Regions from separate parts of the Homo sapiens genome. Here region 1 is linked to region 2. The links are chromatin contacts, found by Hi-C or POLR2A ChIA-PET in ENCODE. All regions are on one chromosome and are shown on one strand. Each heading gives the region's core, a stretch centred on a gene start or an enhancer-like site at or near the end of the contact. The rest is flanking DNA. Distances are from core to core; before and after follow the strand shown.

What was found. Hi-C counts contacts between places; a loop is a spot of excess contacts on that map. ChIA-PET counts read pairs that join two places held with the same protein, here RNA polymerase II (POLR2A). Pooled maps may share reads with other maps.
Region 1: a loop to region 2 is called in a map of endothelial cell of umbilical vein, with 4 times the contacts of the local background. The contact joins the promoter of CPLANE1 here to the enhancer-like site in region 2. A Hi-C loop is called at or near these places in 1 of 168 maps with a recorded cell type or tissue (endothelial cell of umbilical vein), 1 of 37 single-sample maps with no recorded cell type and 4 of 50 pooled maps. POLR2A ChIA-PET finds 5 or more read pairs at or near these places in 1 of 52 experiments (WTC11).

What each region holds. Positions count from the first base shown.
Region 1 is chr5:37,247,515-37,252,467 of GRCh38, forward strand. CPLANE1 (ciliogenesis and planar polarity effector complex subunit 1) reads right to left here and starts at 1,862. Exons shown (of 53, transcript NM_001384732.1): 1 at 1,731-1,862; 2 at 104-231. The coding sequence starts at 184. CPLANE1-AS1 (CPLANE1 antisense RNA 1) reads left to right here and starts at 1,532. Exons shown (of 2, transcript NR_134263.1): 1 at 1,532-1,707; 2 at 2,883-3,132. RefSeq lists silencers at 1,363-1,502, 1,703-2,182.
Region 2 is chr5:36,742,602-36,747,459 of GRCh38, forward strand. No RefSeq gene overlaps it. Among named protein-coding and RNA genes, the nearest start is that of SLC1A3-AS1, 20 kb to the left of the region's middle. RefSeq lists a silencer at 2,117-2,206. Within about 2 kb of position 2,195, at least 24 of the 41 ENCODE cell types and tissues checked have a DNase peak (open chromatin) inside an H3K27ac peak, as active enhancers do.

The DNA.
Region 1 (4,953 bases), core at 612-3,111, 500 kb after region 2:
TGATGTTTTATTTATTTAAGATCATAGAACACTCCTATATTACAGGCAAAACACACATATAACATATATAAAACTGGTATTGCATGAATAAAGAAAAACCTACCTTTCCCAACCAGGAGACACGTGGCCATGGTTTTTTCTGCTTAATACCTGTTGATGTCAAGATTTCTAATCTTATCTCCATGTTTGTTAAGCTATCAATGACCAATTAAGTAAAACAGTCCCAAGATTCTGTAAACAATAATAGTAATAAAATATAAATGATGCATAATATTCACTGGGCATTTTTTTTTTTTTTTTGAGACAAGAGTTTCGTTCTGTTGCCCCAGCTGGAGTGCAGTGATATGATCTCAGCTCACTGCAACCTCCGCCTCCCGGATTCAAGTGATTCTCCTGCGTTAGCCTCCCGAGTAGCTGGGACTACAAGCGTGTGCCACCACGCCTGGCTAATTTTAAGTAGAGATGGGGTTTCACCATGTTGGCCAGGCTGGTCTCAAACTCCTGACTTCAAGTGATCCATCCACTTCGTCCTCCCAAAGTGCTGGGATAACAGGCACGATCCACTGCGCATGGACCACTGAAGATCTTAACTGACAATTTTCATAAAGTTTTGATTTATATTTTATTTCTGAGTTGAAGTTTTGCTCTTGTAGCCCAGGCTGCAGTGCAGTGGCGCGATCTCGGCTCACTGCAACCTCCGCCTCCCGGGTTCAAGCGATTCTCTTGCCTCAGCCTCCCGAGTAGCTGGGATTACAGGCATGCACCACCACACCGGACTAATTTTTTTGTATTTTTAGTAGAAACCGGGTTTCACCATGTTGGCCAGGCTGGTCTCGAACCCCTGACCTTGGGTGATCCGCCCGACTCAGCCTCCCAAAGTGCTGGGATTACAGGCGTGATCCACTGTGCCCGGCCAAATTAGATGGGCTTGTTTTTTTGTTTTTTTAATAAAATAGCTTTAAAAGAAAAACTACTCAGAGACAGCACACAAAGATCTATCAAGATGCTAGCTATCAGTCAGCACGGAGGCTGAGATGGGAAGATCGCTTGAGGACAAGAGAGTTCGAGGCTGCAGTGAGCTGTGATTGTGCCTGTGAGAGCCACTGCACTCCAGCGTGGGCAACGCAGCGAAGACTCCGGCTCAAAAATAAATAAATAAAATTGCAAATAAAATAAATTCTCACAAAAGGGTTAACCAAATGCCAGAGAAACGCCGGCATTAGAAAAGCATCATTTGCAGCTCCTAATGAAATAACAAATCCAGTCAATAGTATCAGCGCTGCTAAAATTATTGAGTGAAAAAATACTGGGAACTTTATGCACTGACATACCCTAAATCCATTAGTCAATCTTAAAATTGCTAAGAGCGAGGAAAATTGACGTTCTATTCCTCCGGATCCTGCTCGAGAAGCTGGGGGACTCGGGTCCGGTGCCGAGGTGTGGCCCGAGCCTGGCACCACCCACGCCGGCCGGGTGACCCCGGCCCCTTGGGGCTCCCGCGCTCCGTCAGCAGGCGACGCTGGGAGGCTGGGGTAGGCCCAGAGCGAGGACGGGCCCGGACTGGGTAGTGGGGATGTACCAGGGCCGGGTGCGGCGGGAGACGGCCCGGGAGGCGGAAGGTCGCGGACCTGCCCGACAGAAGAGTAGATGAGGGGAGACCGAGGACGCCCGGGTCCGGGGAGCTTACGAGGAGGCCAGGATCGCGGGGTAAGGAATCCGCGGGCAGTTACCTCCGCCAGGGGCAGGGTCCGGCCAGTCAGGCGCGAGAAGGCTAGGCGAGGCCGACTGCGCGGGGTGAAGACGCCAGGCCGACAGCTGCGGGCCCTACCGCCAGCCCTGACGCGAGCCTGCGTCCTGGCGACGGCGGAGGGCGGGCAGGGGGCGCGGGCGCTGCCACGGCGCCTGCTCAGAACCGGCCGGGAACGCCGCGGGCGGGTCTCCCCGGTCCTCCGCCCCTCCAGCCCTGCTCTCAGGCCTCCGCCCGGGCCCTCTAAGCTGCCAGCCGCGCCCGCCTCCGGGCTCCTCGCCCCTCCTCCCGCGCGCTCCCCTCCTCAGCGGCCGCCGGACCCCCTCAGTTCACTTCTCCCAGTTAACGCGTTCCTCGGACGCTGCTAGTTTGAGCGCACAGGCATTGGGCGGGGCTCACGGGGGAGCCGCTTAATAACCGACCAACATGAAACTCAAGGGCTGCCCCTTCCTAGCGGGGACCCTGCACAGACCCGAAAATAAGGGGTTTTGCTCTGCCCTCCTCAGTTCACGTGGGCACCTTGGAACACTGAAGAAGGCATTTTCCGAACTCACTGTCCTACGGACTTATTCTCCGCACTGTTTTCGCCTCCTTCGCCCTGTTCTCGTGACTGACAGGAGCAGGGGTCACAAGCAGGCAGCCCGAGAGCTCTGCTCACCTGGAAAAGCATTTTTGTGTAGCTTAAATGTGAAGGCCTCAGGCAGTGGCCTGTTGTCCTCCTCCACATGCGCCCATCTTCACTCTTTCATGTGACTGGCCTGTTTTTGAAGGCAGGACCCTGTCACCCTTGGCTAGGCCAGGTATGTTCTGCACCGAAAATGGCCCTGCCCTCTGCATTGGATGGCTAGCTCTTAGGTTGGTTTATTTTAGCAAATAAGCGTTACAGGGTAGGCGAACTGGCTGCATCAGAACCACAATTACCCCTGTGTCTCTGGGTGGGATAAATGGCGGATGGCATTCTGGCAGCTCAGCCCCACTTATCTCAGAGGTTATAGATCTGAGGTGGTTTAGATCCACCCCCAAATCACGAACATTTTACATAAGCCGTGCTAGAGTTAGCATAAAAGTCTCACAGAAAAATTTGGAAACTGAGAAATCCTAACCTATTCCCACAATCCTGTGTTCCCATTTTTAGGTCTTAAGATATGAAGACAATGGGATAACTGAGGCTGATTTTGCTGTGTGGCCATTAGACCTAGAAATATTGGTGTGATTCTGGAGTTGATTGCTCCACACGTTTATTTATTTATTTTCCTTTTTTTCCCTCCTCTTCCTCCTCCTCTATTCTTTAAAAACGTATGGAAATGTATCCGGCAATGTTTACTGTAAAAAATAATGTATGGAAATGACTACAATTTGCTAAAATAAAAATCATTGAGCACTTATGTGTGTCAGACACTATGCTAGGTATAAAGAGGGGAAGATGGTGTCCCTATTCAAAAGAGAGTCACACACACTTAAGTTACAGTGCAGTCATAAATACCATGATCGCAGTATGCACAGGTCCATTTTCTCTATCTGGGTGATGGGAAGGTTCAAAACTAAGCTAGGTTTTGAATGAGGAATAGTTTCATTTTGAAGCACATCCATTTTGCGATGCCTCTGGAGCTATCTAGTGAACAATTTAGATGCGTGGTTCAGAAGCTCGATGGGAGGCTTGGGAACACAGAATGTGTAAAATAAGCATCAGTCTCCCTTTCACCCTCTCTGCACTTTTTAAGGGTCATCTGTCTTTAGTATATATTGGTAAGAGATTTTATGGAGGATACCAATTCTTTTTTTTTTTTTTTGAGACAGAGTCTCACATTGTCACCCAGGGTGGAGTGCAGTTGCACGATCTCTGCTCACTGCAACCTCCGCCTCCCGGGTTCAAGCGATTCTCCTGCCTCAGCCTCCCAAGTAGCTGGGATTACAGGTGCCCACCACCAGGCCCAGCTAATTTTCGTATTTTTAGTAGAGACGGGGTTTCACTATGTTGGCCAGGCTGGTCTTGAACTCCTGACCTCGTGATTCACCCACCTCGGTCTCCCAAAGTGCCGGGATTACAGGTGTGAGCCACCGTGGCCTGCCAGCATACCAATTCTTATGAGAGAATGTCAGGGGTAGAAGAGATCCAAGGAAATGGTTGACCAGGTAAAAAACTGATAAAGGTCAAATAGAAATAAGCCTGAGAATTGCCCCATCAGATTTGGTTTAGTGTTTAGTAGGTATAGTTATAGTGCCAGATATATAATAACTGAGTTCCTTTTGAAAGCATATAGTAAAATCAAATCTGATTAGCCTAAGTAACAGAGGTGATTTATTGTAATGATTCTGGGGTATCTGACAGATTGTAGATATTCTCTCTAGGGTGCTCCTATCCAATATAAATTTCTGTAATGATGAAAATGTTCTATGTCTGCTGTGTCTTAATATGGTAACCATTAGCCAAAAGTGCTACTGAGCATATGAAATGTAGCTAGTGCAACTGAGACCCTGTAAACTAAGATTCCAGTCAAAGAGAAGGGAAAAAACAGTGAGCTTTGCCCACAGTCTTTAAGACCTGTGCCCAGAAATAGTACATAATATTTCTGCTTACATTCCACTGGAAATAACTTAGTCACATGATCACACCTAACTGCAAGGAAGCCTGGGAAATGTAGATTAGCAGTGTACCCAGAAAGACTGAGAAAATGGTTTTGGTGAACAACTAGCAGTGGTCAGAATACAAAAAGTAATAATACAGATTTCCTGCTTTCAAGAATATCACAGGTTTAGTGGGAGACAGATGAGTATTTTACTAGCAATGAATAAAGAACATGCTATACAAACCCAAAGAAAACAGTAGATATAGCCTGGATATTTGTTCCTACCTAAATCTCATGTTGAATTGTAATTCCCAGTGTTGGATGTGGGGCCTGGTGGGAGGTGATTGGATCATGAGGGTGAATTTCTTGTGAATGGTTTAGCACAATTCCTTGGTGCTGTCCTCATGATGGTGAGTGAGTTCTCATGAGATCCGGTTGTTTAAAAGTGTGTGGCACCTTGGGAGGCTGAGGCATGAGAATCGTTTGAATCTGGGAGGCAGAGGCTGCAATGAGCTGAGATCATGCCACTGCACTCCAGCCTGTGTGACAAAGCAAGACTCTCTTTTAAAAAAAAGTGGCACCTCCCCCCTGCCTGTGTTCCTGCTTTTGCCATGTGACTTACGCGCTCCCACTTTGCCT
Region 2 (4,858 bases), core at 945-3,444:
AACAATGGCCCCCAAAGATGTCCACATCCTGATTCTCAGAGCCTGTGAATCTATTACATTACATTGCAAAGGGGGATTTAGGTTGCAGATGGAATTAAGTTTGCTAATCAGAGGACCTTAAAATAGGGAGGTTATACTGCAGTCTCTGGGAGGGCCCAACATAATCATAAGGGTCCTTAAAAGAAGATGAGGGAAGCATAAGAGAGACTCAGGAGTGATGCAATGCCTGCCTCTGCCTTGCTGACTTCAAAGATGGAGGAAGGGCCCATAAGCCGAAGAATCTGGAAGCCTCTGGAAGCTGGAGAAGAAAGGAAATGGATTTGCCCCTGGATCCTGCAGAAAGGGGCACAGTCCTGCAGCCTGACACATTCATTACCACCCAGCGAGACATATTTTTGTCAGATTTCTACCATACTGAAGTGTAAGATGATAAATTTGGTTGTTTTAAGCCACCAGATTTGTGGTCATCTGTTACAGCAGCAATAGGAAGCTAATTCCATGTGCAAAAATTCACAGCTAGCCCTGGATTATCCTGATGAATGGGCATTGCCCTGGTGAAAAATCAGTAGGCAGCTCTCTGTAGAACCCAAAAACCTGCCTTCCACCTCCATGGCAATTCTTCATAGGCAGAAACTGTACCACTCTCACCTGTTTCCTGGGCTGATCCTTTTCTACCCTGTCCCTGTGCTATTCTGAAAATAGCTTTACCAAGAAGGACATGAAACTGTGAGCAAAAGTCACACATTCATGACAAAATTCTCCCAGGAAGATTATCATTCCAATCAAAACATGTATGGTATCCTTTTAAAATATCATTACCCAGAGCTTTCATTCTGAAGCACTTCCCATATATTATTTTAGGTGTCTGTGCCAGCCCATAAGTGTGCATAAATGGCAGTTTCTAGTGCACACCGTGGTTTTTAGATTGCAGTTTTTGAGTTGATTCCAAGAATTTTACTCTTAAGAAGCCCAAATAGCACTGCAGACAAATGTATTTTTTGAAATAGTAGAAAAACTAACAGTTCAGAATTTTTGGACTAAGTAGCTGATAGAGAACAGGTTGGTAACAGGAGACTGGTGTAGACTCATAGACTCATACCCTTCTTGCTGAGCCATCCTCACCCTGTGGCTTGGCCTAATTGATTTTCTAGGATCTTTAACCACGTCTAGGCTGCGGATACACCTTGCATGGTGGCATGACTACATTGATGGAGTTAGAGCTGAGATCCACATTCCTATTTCTCATTTCCTGTCCAGCTGCCTTTGATGGATTTTCCTTAATCACCTGGACCCTCACAGCTCTGCCACTTTCCTTGCTAGTTCGGATTAGTTTGATGTTTATGTGTCTGTAATAATGGAAACAATAAAAACCACCAACCTCCCTGCTATTCTTCAGGTGCTTTACATACACATTATCATTTAACGTGCAGTTTAGTGCTGTGCTTACAGCATGGACTTTGGAACTAGACCACTTTGTTTCCAATCCTGGCCCTACCACTCATCAGCTTGTGTGACCGTGGGCACATTCATTAACATCTCTAGGACTCAGCCCTTCCATCTCCCTCTCCCACAAGCCCTGCTCTGGACACCAGACTCCCCACCACAGGGAGCCTCCTGAGATACAGATCACTGTTACTAGGGGAGGACAACCTTATGCTTCCGTCCACAGTATCACATTTCTGATGACGACTAACTATCACCCAGAACAGATCCAGTGAAATGGCAATTTAAAAAGTACTTCTTTATAAAGTTGCTGCGAGGATCATATGTTTAGAAGGGTCCCGGTAACGTAGCCAATGCCACATAGGTGTATGACCTCTTCCCTATCTTTTGAGGTAGGTGTGAGACTACGGTGCTCAGAAAAGTGGAACGACTTTGGGCAACTTGGGAACAACTTGCCCAAAGTCACACACTTGATCAGAGGCAGAGGTAGGATATGGAACCGGATCAAGTCCAACCGTGGACTTTCCACCCTGCTGCGCCGTCTCAAGTTTGTCCCTGATTGGTTCTGAATCCCTGGCGCCCATTCTCATCCCGCCCATCCGAAGATAAAACAATCTTCCTCCCGCGCCCCGCTGCTTCCCGGGAGCTCCCAGGAACTCTAGAGAAAACAGGAAAACTGAAAAGTGCGCTCTGCCTGCTGTGCCAGGCATGTCCCTCAGGGGGAGCCAACAAGGCTTTATTTCGTCCCGGCAGCTGGCCCCTGGGCACGGCCCCCAGCCCGGCGTCCCAGTTCCAGCCGCGCTGCAGGGGCGCGAGGGTGCCCGGCTCGCAGGTGTCCGCGCGCACCGCAGGGCTGCCCGAGTGCGGCTGGCGGAATCCCTCCCCAGCTGGGGAGGAAGGCAGTTGTTTTCTTCCTGGTGGAACGTTCCACTTGAAACTGTTCCACAAGGGCTGTTCTCGCCTCCGACTCCGGGAGGAACTGTAATTAACACAGCAACAAACGCCCACGACGCTAACTGGCAAAGGGAGTGTAACACGAGCCGCTGCTACAACCGAACTGGGCCAATTGCTTTCCCTTCTTGCCTCCCATTTGGTCTGTTTTGGTTCCGCAGTCATCCAACTGTAGCGTTTCTTAAAACATGTCAGTGGCTGGTGTTTGTGTTTTGGGTTGAACAGTTTCACACACGTCGCTGGAGCCCGTGCTCGACCAGCTGCTGTGCTGGGGATTTGCTTTCTGCGGCTTTGGGAGTGTCAGGTAGCAAAACGAAGAGAGTAGTCGACTAGAACGGTGGCGGGGAGGAGGAGGAGGGATTGTCTGCAGTGGAGTCGGGAGCCTCCTCCGGACCAGGACAGGTAAAACCGGTCTGCCAGGTCTCAGGGGGAGCGGGTGGAGACGTCCCACCTCACCTGGCTGCGCTCCGACTCAGGCTCAGCCGGCAGGTTCTGGGGCAATGGGGGAAGGGAGAGGGGCCGGGCCCTTGTGGGTCCCGCACGCACACAGTACTCAGGGGCCAGCCAGGTGCCATCCCAGGTGGCCCAGCTTGGGGTGGGCAGCCAGGGTTGGGGCAGGGGTGCGTCCTGAGTTCTTTACCTTTGAAAGGTCTGATTTCCAATGCTGCCCTTACACATACCCTTGCTCCTGCCGAGTTTAGTCCGTGGCTTCACTGGGGAACTTGTTACATGGAGATTCACGGGCCCTGCCGGAGACCCAGTGAGGCAGAATCTGCCCTTTAACAAGATCCTCAGGTGATCTGCAGACACGTTAAAGTTTAGGAAGCACTGACTGCCTTATGACATATTATACTTTCTTCTAACGTCTTTCTATCAATTTCCCATCGTGTCAACACACTACCTTAGAAAATTGCAGAACAGGCAGTGGCTTTTAGAGAACTGTAACTGCTCTCAGCTAAATGTCTGCCCCGTTTGATGCTTAGTAGTAGCTCTCTGCTAATTACTGCTAAGGGGTAGAGTGGGGAGAGGCACAGCCAGCAGGACTATACAGTCCAACCCAGGAAAGCTCAGAGACTAGATGGGGAACCCAAATCCAAACAAGAAGAATGATGTAACTCTACAAGGTAAGAATATACAAGGCAGAAATGACTATCATAGAAGCAACGTAAACAGTATGTGCTGCATGTTTAGTAAATTCACTGTATTAAGTATCTACTACCAATTTTTTATGTATTCTCTCTCTATACAGATTCATACATATACATATATGTCTATAAGTATATAGAGACAGAATATATATTCTGACACAGTAGGGATCAATATTTATTGAATCAATAGCTACAGCCCATTACAACGCATTCTCCTGGAAAGAATTTTGTGTTTTAGACCAAACCAGCATATATCTGTTCCAAAATTAAAATGTATTACCAATAACCAAGAGTCCATTTCACATGTCTTTTAAAACATTACGTATGTATTCATCATAGGTACATGGCTCCCATTTGAACATGATGGTTCTAGAAGCCCAGAGAGGCCCAGCAGAGCTACTTAAAGAATCCTGTGAAGTCTTCCCAGTCAGAATAACCCAACATACCTCCTACATGTCCATTAAGTCCTCCCAGGGCACAATGCCCTCATAGATCACAGACTGTAACTTTTTCAAAGCTGTTTCTTTCTCATGAGTTATTGATCTGCAAGCTAAACATTTTCAAACTGAGCTTTCACTCAATGGCCTGGAGTCACTTCAATTTATTCTGTCAAGTACTCAAGGTTCCTTACCTAGGCACTTAATCATGTGAGTTGTACATAGTGAGTACCAGTGAAAAGCAAGGTGGAGCATCCCTCATCTCACCCTATCAGAAGGATGATTACAATTTTTAAAATTCATTTGTTCCATCTAAAGGGGCTAAGGTTAACAAAACATTGCAGGCATTTTTTTCTGTTCTTTGTCTCTGTTATGTCCCAAATGCCTAAGACAGATCATGGAGAACAGCAGGTGCTCAATGAATATTTTGAGTTGAGCCAAATTGAATTGGTGCTTGAGGACATAACCAAGAAGAGATTATCACTCTGTCACACTATGACATTACTACCTGTACATGCTATTTCCAACAATATTTAACACACAATTTGAAGTGTTCCCTCATGCTTTATCCTTGCTGGAGACAATCAGGTCTGGTAAGACAATGGAAGGCAAACAAGGATTCTAGAGGGAAAGGGTTGCAGGAGGGAGTGGGGAAGGACATGCGTTTAACAATGTTTAGTGAATGAGAACTGTCACTTTTGAATGTGAACAGTAAAAAAGCAGAACAAAAGGTTGAGAACCCAATCTAGAATATAATTGCTATTTTTAAAATAAAAGTTTCACCATCAGAGTGAACAGGCAACCTACAGAATGGGAGAAAATTTTTGCAACCTACTCATCTGACAAAGGGCTAATACCCAGAACCTACAATGAACTCAA